Linked DNA regions of Homo sapiens: region 2 is linked to region 1. Evidence: read pairs that join two places in POLR2A ChIA-PET (ENCODE). Cell type or tissue: endothelial cell of umbilical vein. All regions are shown on one strand. Each heading gives the region's core, and the rest is flanking DNA. Links, peaks and the distances in the headings are about the cores only.

The links. Peaks named below come from ENCODE experiments on the same cell type or tissue, not always from the same donor. Only the 100,000 strongest peaks of a DNase experiment are listed, where the experiment ranks them.
Region 2: POLR2A ChIA-PET joins it to region 1 with 7 read pairs; 3 of 35 experiments call an interaction of 5 or more read pairs at or near these places.

The regions. Positions count from the first base shown.
Region 1 is chr22:38,587,350-38,595,058 of GRCh38, forward strand. FAM227A (family with sequence similarity 227 member A) reads right to left here. Exons shown (of 17, transcript NM_001013647.2): 16 at 4,086-4,191. Among named protein-coding and RNA genes, the nearest start is that of DMC1, 21 kb to the left of the region's middle. In endothelial cell of umbilical vein, for the core only: no CTCF peak of the experiment used is centred there; no DNase peak of the experiment used is centred there.
Region 2 is chr22:37,745,376-37,749,375 of GRCh38, forward strand. All of the region lies in intron 11 of TRIOBP (TRIO and F-actin binding protein), which reads left to right. LOC124905115 reads right to left here and starts at 1,924. Exons shown (of 3, transcript XM_047441691.1): 1 at 1,747-1,924. The coding sequence starts at 1,764. LOC102724378 (a long non-coding RNA gene) reads right to left here and starts at 569. Exons shown (of 3, transcript NR_160697.1): 1 at 244-569; 2 at 96-165. RefSeq lists silencers at 429-728, 1,069-1,298, 1,519-1,628. In endothelial cell of umbilical vein, for the core only: no CTCF peak of the experiment used is centred there; DNase peaks (open chromatin) are centred at 806 and 2,236; H3K4me3 peaks cover 2,784 bases; H3K27ac peaks cover 3,049 bases.

The DNA of each region.
Region 1 (7,709 bases), core at 1,408-5,407:
TAACAAACTTTGAGTTTGAATGACTACCAAGAAAAGGACACACATAGATGAAAGTGAGAACATGATTACCGACCTTACAGAAATAAAGCTTGTAAGAGAATACAAATGCCAATAAATTATATAGCCTATATGAAATGGAAAACTAGAAATACACAAATTACCAAAACTGACTCAAGAAAAAAATAAAAATTCTGCATAGACTTATAACAAATAAAACGATTGAATCAATAATCAAAAATCTCCCTTTGAACAAAGAAAAGTGAAAGACTACAGGGCTTCATTTGTGAATTCTACCAAACCATTAAGGAAGAATTAACACCAATTCTTCTCAAGCTCTTCCAAAAAATAGAAGAGGTAACAGTATTTCATAGCTCATTTTATGGGGCCAGCATTATACTGATACCAGAACTAGACAAAGAAATGACAAGAAAAGAAATTATAGACCACTCTTCCTTAAGAATACAAATGCAGAGATCTTCAACAAATACTAAAATATTAAAAGGATTATACACTAGGAACAAGTGGGATTTATCCCAGGTAGTTCCCCTCAGTGAAACATAAATCGATCAGTGTATAGAGCACAATAAAAGAATGAAGGGAAAACCCTACATAATTATCTCAAATGATGCAGAGAAAGCATTTGACAAGAACCAACAGCATTTCATGATAATAAACAATCAGAAAAATAGGAATAGGATGGAATTACTCCAACATGATTATGGACATTTATGATAAACCCACAGATAACAGCACACTCAATGGTTAAAGACTGAAAGCCTTTCCCTAGGACCAGGGACAGGACAAAATGCCTCCTTTCATGGCTGGTATTCCACTTTGTATCAGAAGCTCTAGACAGATAATTAGGCAAGAAATGAAAGGCATCCAAATTGGAAATGAAGAAGTAAAACTATCTTTATTTACAGATAGCATGATTCTATACGTTGAAAATGCCAACACAGCAAGACCCTGTCTCTACAAAGAAATTTTAGCCAGGCGCGGTGGCTCATGCCTGTAATCCCAGGACTTTGGGGGGCCGAGGTGGGTGGATCACCTGAGGTCAGGAGTTCGAGACCAGCCTGGCCAACATGGTGAAACCCCATCTCTACTAAAAATGCAAAAATTAGCCGGGCGTGGTGGTGCACACCTGTAGTCCCAGCTACTCAGGAGGCTGAGGCAGGAGAATCATTTGAACCCGGGAAGTGGAGGTTGCAGTGAGCCGAGATTGCACCACTGCACTCCAGCCTGGGTAACAGAGTGACTCTGTCTAAAAAAAAAAAAAAAAAAAAAAAAATGCTGGGCGCAGTGGCTCACGCCTGTAATCCTAGAACTTTGGGAGGCCGAGACGGGTGGATCACGAGGTCAGGAGTTCGAGACCATCCTGGCTAACAGTGAAACCCCGTCTCTACTAAAAATACAAAAAAAAAAAAAAATAGCCAGGTGTGGTAGCAGGTGCCTGTAGTCCCAGCTACGTGGGAAGCTGAGGCAGGAGAATGGCATGAAGCTGGGAGGCGGAGGTTGCAGTGAGCCAAGATCGCGCCACTGCACTCCAGCCTGGGCGATAGAGCAAGACTCCATCTCAAAAAAAAAAAAAAAAGAAAAAAAGAAGAAGAAGAAAGCTGTTATAGGTTTTGGGGAATATGTTCCCCAAAAGACATGTTAAGGTTGTAAACCCCAGTACCCGTGAATAAGACCTTTTTTGGAAATAGTCTTTGCAGATGTAATCAAGTTCAATGAAGACATTAGGGTGGGCCTTTATCCAATATGACTGCTGTCTTTAGAAGAATAGATGCAGACAGACATGAAGAAGGCCAGGTGATGACAGAGGCAGAGATTGGAGTGAGGCCTCTACAAGCCAAGGACAGCCACGGACTGCTGGCAACCGCACGAAGCTAGGGAGAGGCAAAGGAAGACTACCCTGAACCCCGCACAGGAAGCATGGCCCTGCTGACACCTTGACTTTGGACTTCGGCCTCCAGAACTGTGAGAAAATACATTTACGTTGTTTGAAAAAGAAAAGAAATATATATACAGATGCCAAGAGGAGAATGAAGAAAGATAAGAAAATTAAAGGATCAGTCCAGCAGGTCTGACAATTGACTATCATAGTTCCAGAAATAGCAAAGAAAATGAAGGAAATTTTCTAAGAAATAATACAAGCAAAATTCTCAGAATTGAAGGACTCTACCCTCTGGACTGAGAGCACTCCCGACCTCAGTGACGCATATTAAGAAAAGGACTCATACCAAGGTATATCATTGTGAAACTTCAGGATACTAAGAATGAAGACAATATCCTAGAAGTTCCCACAGCTGGGAAGACAGTGACCCACAAAGCCATAGGAATCAGAATAGCGTGAGACTTCTCAACAGTAAAAGCAGCAGGCAGGAAAAATTCTCCAAAATTCTGTAGAATATTGACTTTTAACTTAGAATTTTATTTCCAGCAAAACATTTGCCAAATATCAATCAAGAACAAAGACATTTTTTCATGTCTGTAATCCCAGCACTTTGGGAGGCCAAGGCGAGAGGACTGCTTCAGCTCGGGAGTTCGAGACCAGCCTGGGCAACACAGCAAGATCTCATCTCTTAAATAATTATTTTAAAAATAGAACAAAGGGCCGGGAATGGTGGCTCACACCTGTAATCCCAGGGCTTTGGGAGGCTGAGGCGGGCGGATCACCTGAGGTCAAGAGTTTGAGACTAGCCTGGCCAACATGGTGAAACCTCATCTCTGCTACACAAAACAAAACAAAACAAAACAAAACAAAAAAACGAAAAAAATTAGCTGGGCATGGTGGCACGCGCCTGTAGTCCCAGCTACTCAGGGAGGCTGAGGCAGGAGAACTGCTTAGACCCAGGAGGAGGAAGTTGCAGTGAGCCAAGATTGTGCCACTGCACTCCAGCCTGGGTGACAGAAGGAGACTCCATCTCAAAAAAAAAAAAAAAAAAAAAAAGATGTTTTGGATATGCAAAGACTCAAATAATTTCCCATATACCTTCGTTTTGGGAACTGCTAGAAGATGTGCTCCAGCAAAGTGGACATGGCTTTTTAGGTCAGGACTATAAGGAGACAGACTTGGGCTGTCCATGGCCCTGAGGCAGAGGCAGCTTGAAAAAGAAGTCAGCCCACAGAAGGGAAGAGGATCAAGAGACAGACAGAGAAAGAGCCTGAAAATATCAAGCTGTCAGGTCTAATATGCCTGCAGATGGCCTATCATGACCTTCCCAGTTATTTAAGCTGCTACATTCTCCTTCCATTTAAGCTAGTTTGAGCTGGCTTCCTGGCACATGCAACCAAGGAGCTCTGTCTCATACAGTTCATGAAGTACATAGGCCAACACTTGGTACAGAGGAAGTACAAAATCATTAGTAGCCCTTACTACTACCAATAATAACACTAAAACTAAAATGAGAGTGGTGTGAGTAATACATAAAAGTAAGTGAACTTTTTTTTTGAGACGGAGTCTCATTCTGTCTCCAGGATGGAGTGTAGTGGCGTGATCTCGGCTCACTGCAACCTCCAGCTCCCGGGTTCAAGCGATTCTCCTGCCTCAGCCTCCCGAGTAGCTGGGATTACAGGCACGTACTGCCATGCCCAGCTAATTTTTGTATTTTTAGTAGAGATGGGGTTTCACCATGTTGGCCAGGATGGTCTCGATCTCCTGACCTCATGATCCGCCCACCTCGGCCTCCCAAAGTAGTGGGATTACAGACGTGAGCCACAGTGCCTGGCCATAAGTGAACTTTTATATGCTCTTTCCTGTGTTTTAAGAATTTTCCAGCCTGGGCAACATAGTGATACCCCCAACTCTACAAAAATAAAAAATGAGCTGGGCATGGTGGCACACACCTGTGGTCCCAGCTACTCAGGAGGCTGAAGTGGGAGGATTGCTTGAGCCCAGGAGGTGGAGGCTGCAGTGAGCTATGATGGCACCACTGCACTCAGCCTTGAGGAGAGAGTGAGACTCTGTCTCAGTAAAATAAAATAAAATAAAATAATTATTATTCTTACATGTTCACACTTCTACCTTTCCCATGGTTTTTGTTCGAACAACCCTTAAACTCAATTTCTCTTTGGAGACTTCCCTTAGTTTTCTTGTCAGGTGATTCCTCATTGACGGCTGAAGGTGGGATGAACATGTGGTTTGCCTTTTTTGTATCTGCTGCTTTTGGATCAATATTCTTCATTTCCCTGGGAGGAAAACACAGAGACATATGGAAAAAGGCTGGAGTGATTAACATGTCCTCAATGTTCTGTATGTCCTATAAACTGATAGATCCACGTGACCATTTACAAAACATGCATTGAAGTATAACATAGAAACTAGGAGTGCACAGATTCTAAGTGTGCAGCTCAAGAAATTTTCATATACTGAGCACGCCCATGTAACCAGCACTCGGATCGAGAAAGAGAACGCTGCCAGCTCCTTAGAAGCTGTCTCACATCCCTGCTCAGTCACTATCCTACTTCCTTAAGAGCAACCCTGCCCTGATGTCTAGTAGCACAGTTGTGTTTTAAGGCACCGCTTTTATCTGTAGACAAAACTTTGAGAATCACTTTATTAATATAAGGCATGATGAGCTTCTCAACAATATCTTTTTTTCTTTTTTTTTTTTTGAGATGGAGTCTTGCTCTGTCGCCCAGGCTGGAGTGCAGTGACATGATCTTGGCTCACTGCAACTTCCGCCTCCTGGGTTCAAGCGATTCTCCTGCCTCAGCCTCCCGAGTAGCTGGGATTACAGGTGCATGCCACCATGCCTAGCTAATTTTTTGTATTTTCAGTAGAGACGGGTTTCACAGTGTTAGCCAGGATGGTCTCGATTTCCTGACCTCATGATCCGCCCACCTCGGCCTCCCCAAGTGCTGGGATTACAGGCGTGAACCACTGCGCCCAGCAACAGTATCTTAAACAACAAAAAGTGATGTATTTAGCAATGCAACTGCTAACACACAGTTACAAACTTCCTCTTGACAAAAAAATCTTTACTACAATTCACCTAATGAGAATTTATTTATTAAACAAGAGTATCCTTTATTTCTGAAATATATAAGCTATAAACTTAATCCTGGATATTCTATATGAATTTAATGTTAATTTTAAACTAGTTCTGAACTTTAAAACGTTCTGGCCATGGAATGGAAGGGTTATTTGCAACTTCCAGAAGAAATGCATTTCTTTGGACTCATCTTCCTTTGAACTGGATGAAATGTGGACGTGGTGGCTGGAACTTGAGCAGCCATTTCTTACCATGAAGTTAAATCATGGGCTGAAGCTAAATCATGGGCTGAAGCTAGTGGAACAATATGATAAAAGATCTTGAGACCCTGTCACTATGAACTTTCATATCTACTGGAGTCCTTGTAAATGAGAGAAAAGAAATTGTAATAAATTTTAGCCACTGTTTGAGTTTTTCTGTCACTCTAAGCCAAACCTAATTATAACTGATACAATTACCTACCTATGGGCCTAGTTCTGAGAAAAGTCTTTACAGACCTTAATTTATTTGATCAATACAACCCTACAAAGTAGGAAATACTATCAAATGACTGAAGTACAACAAAACGACTGAGGATCAGTGAGGTGTGTGCAAATAACCCTTCCATTTTTATTCCATGGCTAAAACTTAGCCCCATAGCCAGACCTGCCTGTGGCCTTAAAAAGGCAAAAATAGTTTAATAGTCCATGGTCACAGAACCAGTAAGTAAAAAGACCTGTATCCCAACCTTAGCCTCTGCCATTCCATGGATCCCGCCATCAAGGCTTGTTACGACTATTGGGAGAGACAGATATGAGAGCAATCATAATGCCTGGTGCCCAGAAGGTGCTGAAAATCTGTTGGGACAATGAACTACAGAATAAATAAAGCATAATGGACTGGGCGCAGTGGCTCACGCCTATAATCCCAGCACTTCGGGAGGCTGAGGCAGGCAGATTACAAGGTCAGGAGATCAAGACCATCCTGGCTAACACGGTGAAACCCCGTCTCTACTAAAAATACAAAAAAATTAGCCGGGCATGGTGGCGGACACCTGCAGTCCCAGCTACTTGGGAGGCTGAGGCAGGAGAACGGCATGAACCCAGGAGGCGGAGCTTGCAGTGAGCCGAGACTGCGCCTCTGCACTCCAGCCTGGGCGACAGAGCAAGACTCCGTCTCTAAAACAAAACAAAACAAAACAAAAAAAGAATAAATAAAGCATAATGAACAACAGTTACAGAGGCAGAAGCAAAGAGCCCCAAAGAGCAGTCCCTATGTCTTCTCCCTTCTCCATCCCGACCCTCTCCTCCCTCACTTACATGTTCAATCTCTCCCCCTTCACACAGGCTTGGGTCTTCTACCTTATGTTTATTTATTTATTTAGAGACAGGGTCTCACTCTGTCACCCAGACTGGAGTGCACTGGCATGCTCCCGGCTCACCGCAACTTCTGCCTCCCAGGCTCAAGCGATTCTCCTGCCTCAGCATCCCAAGTAGCTGGGATTACAGGTGTGCGCCACTACCACCCAGCTATTTTTTCTATTTTTAGTAGAGACGGGGTTTCACCATGTTGGCCCGGCTGGTCTCAAACTCCTGACCTCAAATGATCCACCCGCCTCGGCCTCCCAAAGTGCTGGGATTACAGGTGTGAGCTACTGTGACCAGCCTTCTACCTTATGTTTAAATAGCCCCTGTTACTTACCATCTGATCTTGCCTTTTTGATGCAGAATTTTATTCCTTCTGCTTCCTAGGAATCCCATCCATCCACAGGGACTTACATCTTCCCCTTCACGTCCCAGGCTCTGCCTTCCGACTTTAGCCTTGTTGAGACTGCCCTCTACCAAGTCGCCTACCTGTCTCTGCCCCACGTTTTGGAGTCTGGCCACTACATTGCTGCTTGCTGCTTCCCTACTGTCCTTTGTCCCCTTGGCTTTATGGTCAGTGTGTCTGCATATATGGACTCTCCTCCTTCCCTTCTGGTCACTCCTCCCCTTACAGAATATTCTGTCCTCCCTGACTTATGTGGTTGCCCTCCAAGATTGTCCTCAACCTCAGCTTCCACATCTGTAAAATGGGGATAAGTAAATAATTGTACCACTTTAAACACACTGTCTTATAACCTACACTTCGGTCCAATAATATGTTGTGACCATCTTTCCTTGTAAAACAAAAATAGAGGGAGGTTTTTCTTGGCTGCAGAGTATGGAGGTATGATAGTTTTATTTAACCAATCATCTTTTGATGAACATTAATGCTGAACTGCATTCCTGTGGTGTTGGTGGTGGTGATGTCTAATGGGGTTTTGTGAATGTGTGTGGTCTGTGTCCCATAGTATTTTATAAATAACTCAATTGTGGCCGGGTGCGGTGGCTCATGCCTGTAATCCCAGCACTTTGGGAGGCTGAGGCGAGCAGATCATGAGGTCAAGAGGTCAAGACCATCCTGGCCAACATGGTGAAACCCAGTCTCTACTAAAAATGCAAAATTAAAAGGCCAGGCATGGTGGCTAACGCCTGTAATCCCAGCACTTTGGGAGGCCGAGGGGGGTGGATCACGAGGTCAGGGGATCGAGACCATCCTGGCTAACACGGTGAAACCCTGTCTCTACTAAAAATACAAAAAATTAGCCAGGCGTGGTGGCATGTGCCTGTAATCCTAGATATTTGGGAGGCTGAGGCAGGAGAATCGCTTGAACCTGGGGGACGGAGGTTGCAGTGAGCCGAGATTGCACCA
Region 2 (4,000 bases), core at 1-4,000, 840 kb before region 1:
GGTGCCTTGCTTAAGGTAACACTAGGCTGGAATCCCCGTGCCACACGAACTTCCTAGTGCATTTAGCAACCAATTCCACCACGGTCCCTACTCACCTGCAGGAAAAGAGCATCTAACAAACGGCCCAGCGTTCTGGGAACCTGAGCAACGGGTGCACGCCCACACCTGAAAAACCCCAAACCAAAAAAGACCCATTTGTGAGGAGTGGGCATTTGGGAGAGACCCTGCCATCCAAGAACTCACTTTGTGTCCAGCTTACTCGCTAGGAATTCCGCCTCTTCCTGTGTGACCTCGGGCAAATCGGCTCACCCCTCTGAGCCTCCGTTTTCTCATTAGCAAAATAAGACCTCCCTCCCAAGTCTGTGGTGAGGACGAAAATCGACTCTTGGCGAGTGGGACCCGCTGAGTCGTTAGTACTGGGTGCTTTGCCCCGGTCCCCGCCAAATCACGGCGCCGAGCCCTAGCGGACCCATCGCTCCGGGGCCGGGTCGGGAAGCGCAGCCTGGGCGAGTCGTGCCCACGCCCGGCCGCCCGCATCCTCCGCCCCCGCGCCATTGCCGGAGTCACCTGCACCCTGGGCCCTTCCTTCCTCCCAGCGCGCCCGCGGCCCGGGCCCGCCCGCCCTCCGGCCGCCACCGCCCTCCCTTCCCTGCGGCCCCATCCGCCCACCCCGCCGTCCCGCCGTCCCGCCGCCCCGCCGCCCTAGCGCGCCCGTCCCGTTGCGGCAGGTCCCGCCCCCGGCCCGTCTCGCGCTTCCATTGGCCCGCCGCGGCCCCCGCCGCTGTTTGTCTCGGCTTCCCCGCCACCCATTGGCCCGCTCGGGTCCTCCCAGGAAGTTTGAAAAAAAAAAAAAAAAAGTTTTATGGGCGGATGGAAGGGGCCGGGGCAGCGTCGGGGAAAGGAAGGGCCGGAGGCGCGGCGGCGGGCGGCCGAGAGGGGCGGCGGCGGCGGCGGCGGCGGGGTTCCCGCGCCGCGGAGCCCGGCCCGAGAGCCGCGTCCACGTTCCTGCCTCCTGCTCCCGCCGCCCTGGGGCGCCGCCATGACGGTGAGTGCCCCAGTCAGCCGCCCGCGCCCGAGGCCGGGAGAAGGGCGACGACCCGAGGCAGAGCCCAGCCTCTCCCCTCCGGGGCAGCCCCCTCCTCATTTCCCGAAGGCGAGAGGAGGGCTGGGCCGGAAGACGGGGCCACCTCCGAAGCGCTTTCGGCCAGACCGGCCTCACCCTTCCCGCAGGCTCCTCCTCGCCTTCCCTCGCCCACTCGCCCCCGGGAGCCCAGGCGACCCTGAGGGGACGGAACGACCCGTCTCGGGCGCCCCCTCCTCACACTTGCGGCACCAGTCACGGGTGGATTCGGGGCGACCCTTTCCCACCTCCCCTCCAGCCCCCTAGACGAAGACCCGATTCCCCAAGGCGGCCAGGGGCCCCAGGGAGGAGCGGAGGTGGGCCTGGGCTGGGGAGGGGCGCTCGTGGGTGCGGATGGGTCGCGCTGACCCGGGCCTGGGCAAGCCAGCCCTCCGTGTGGCCGCTGGCCCGAGGTCGGGTGGGCGAGAAGTGGCCGGACCGCCCCACCCACAGCCCGGGAGGCAGTCCCGGGACGTCTGAAGCAGCGGGATACCACGTCTTCCTGGGCTTGCACTTTGCAGCGGTCCTGGGGCCTTGGGACAAGCCTGCGAGTCTGAGTAGGGGGCATGATGGCAGGGGTTTGCCTTTCTCATGGGGGTGAGCTGTACCCAAGCCCCATCAATTACCTGTGCCATAGTTAGCATATTGAGCCTCACAGCTGGGTTCGCTGGACTCCCCACTTCACAGCCAGATAAACTGAGGCTTGGGGAGGGGCGCTGGTGAGTTGCCCGAGGTCACCCCAAGTATAAGAGAAGGAGTAGCTCCTTTCCCTGTCCTTCTGGCCCACTGACCGTGATGTTCGGGAAGGGAGGGGTGGGGCTGCTTTTGGTTTCTGGCTAGTGCTTCAGGGAGGCTCTGACAGCCCAGTGGCCCTCCTGGGGGAGGATGAGCAGGGTGTGTGTGTGCACAGGCGGCAGTAGGCCTCTTTCAGGGGAGTGGAGACCCTGCGGAGGAGTGGGTGGGCTGCTGGGGGCGGGCTGGGCTGCTGGGGGGCGTGGCACGCCTAGCCCCTGCCCTGTGAGTGTGATGGCCTGGACTTCCTCGGCGTCCTCCTGGACATCCTGCCACCTCCCTGCTGGCCCTTCCTGTCGTCAGCAGCCTCCCCTTTTCTGTCAGGAGCAGAAGGGATGTGGGGGGAGGAGCTGAGTCAGTGTCCTGGGGCCAGGAGGAGAGAAGTTGCCTTGCCCACCGGGTGCCTGCCCGGCCCTCAGCCGGGTGCTTTCACGTTACCAGATTTGATCCTTGAAGGTTGGTAGTAACATCTTAATCAAACAGATGAGGAAACCAAGGTGTGGCGAGGTGAAGTGTCATGCCCCAGGTAACTCAGTGAGTCCCAGGCTAAGCCAGAATTTGTATCCAGGTCCGTTCCAGCTTTCTTTCACAGTTGCCTGTCCTGGGGGCAGCACGTGCTGAGCAAGGGTAAGGCTGCCGGAAGCAGCGTGTGGGGTGCTTGGAAGATGGACAGCACATCCCTGCTGGTGGCAGCAGCCTTCCTGAGGGAGGTGTCCTCCTGTGATTATAGGGCCTTGTCAGGTGGAGATGGACTAGCGAGGAGACAGCAGTGTGGACAGAAACGGGTGGTCATGTTTGAGAAGTAGCAAGAGCGTAGGGAAGGGGTCTGGGGAGGAGGGCCTCACTGCTAGGGCTTGGACAGGGGCAATAGAGAGCCATGAAAGCTTTTAGAGCAGAGAGGAGGCTATGATCACCATTAATAGTGTTCATTGAGTTCATCCTGGCTGCCATGCAGACCTCAGCCTGCTCTCAGCTGGTGCTCCTCCTGTACCCACCTCACACCCTCCTCCCCTGGCCCCCGTGCCCTGAATCAGGGATCCATACAGAGCAAGTGGCACAGGTGTGTGAGTGTGTGAGGCTCCGGGGCTTCAGGGAGTTGGGATTCTCTTCCACCCCTTTTGCCTTTGCCTGGGTGCAGCTTTGCTCCCGGATCAGCCTTCCCCCTCGCCTGCTGGGCATCAAATTATATTTGGTCCCTTGTTTACTGTCTCTTTCCTACAGTCCACCAGGGCAGGGGCCACAGCTCTTGGTCACAGCTAATTTCCTGGCCTAGAACAGTGCCTGATAACTTTAAAAAAAAATTTTTTTTTCTGCAAACACTCCCTGAGCCCCTATCTGTGCTGGGTCCTGGCAGGTAAACAGTGTATGTCCCTGACTGTGAGTTGCATCTAATCTAGCCTGTGAAGGATAAGTAAAGGGCCTCAAGATAGTCACGGATGCAACAGAGGCCTCTGAGAGGGGCCATGGGAGGGCAGGACGGGGGCGGCTGGTGGTGCGGTGAGTGGCATGAACTGTGAAGGGACCTCAGAGGTGGCCATTAAGCTGGGTCTTAAGGCCTGAGTAGCCGCTTGCCTAGTCATCGGAGGAGGAGGAAGCATAGTGTTTCAGGCCAAGGACATGGCACATATGAAGGGCCCGGAGTCCTGGTGTGTTGTGATCGGCAAGGAATATGCAGTGGTATAAACAGGGGCCCCTCAGCAAGGGGAGGCCAGGCTGGAAGAGTGTGATGAGGCTTCCCTGCCATCCTGAGGCAGCTGGACTTTGTTTTAAAGCCACCTGGAGACCGGGTGTAGTGGCTTATGTGTGCCTGTAATCCCAGCATTTTGGGAGGCTGAGGTGGATGGATCACTTGAGGTCAGGAGTTCGAGACCAGCCTGGCCAGCATGGTGAAATCCCATCTCTACTAAAAATAAAAAAATTTGCTGGACATGGTGGTGGGTGCTTGTAATCTCAGGTATTTGGGAGGCTGAGGCAGGAGAAACGCTTCAACCCGGGAGGTGGAGGTTGCAGTAAGCCGAGATGGCGCCATTGCACTCCAGCCTGGGCAGCAGAGACTCTGTCTCAAAAATAAAGCAAGCCACCTGGAGC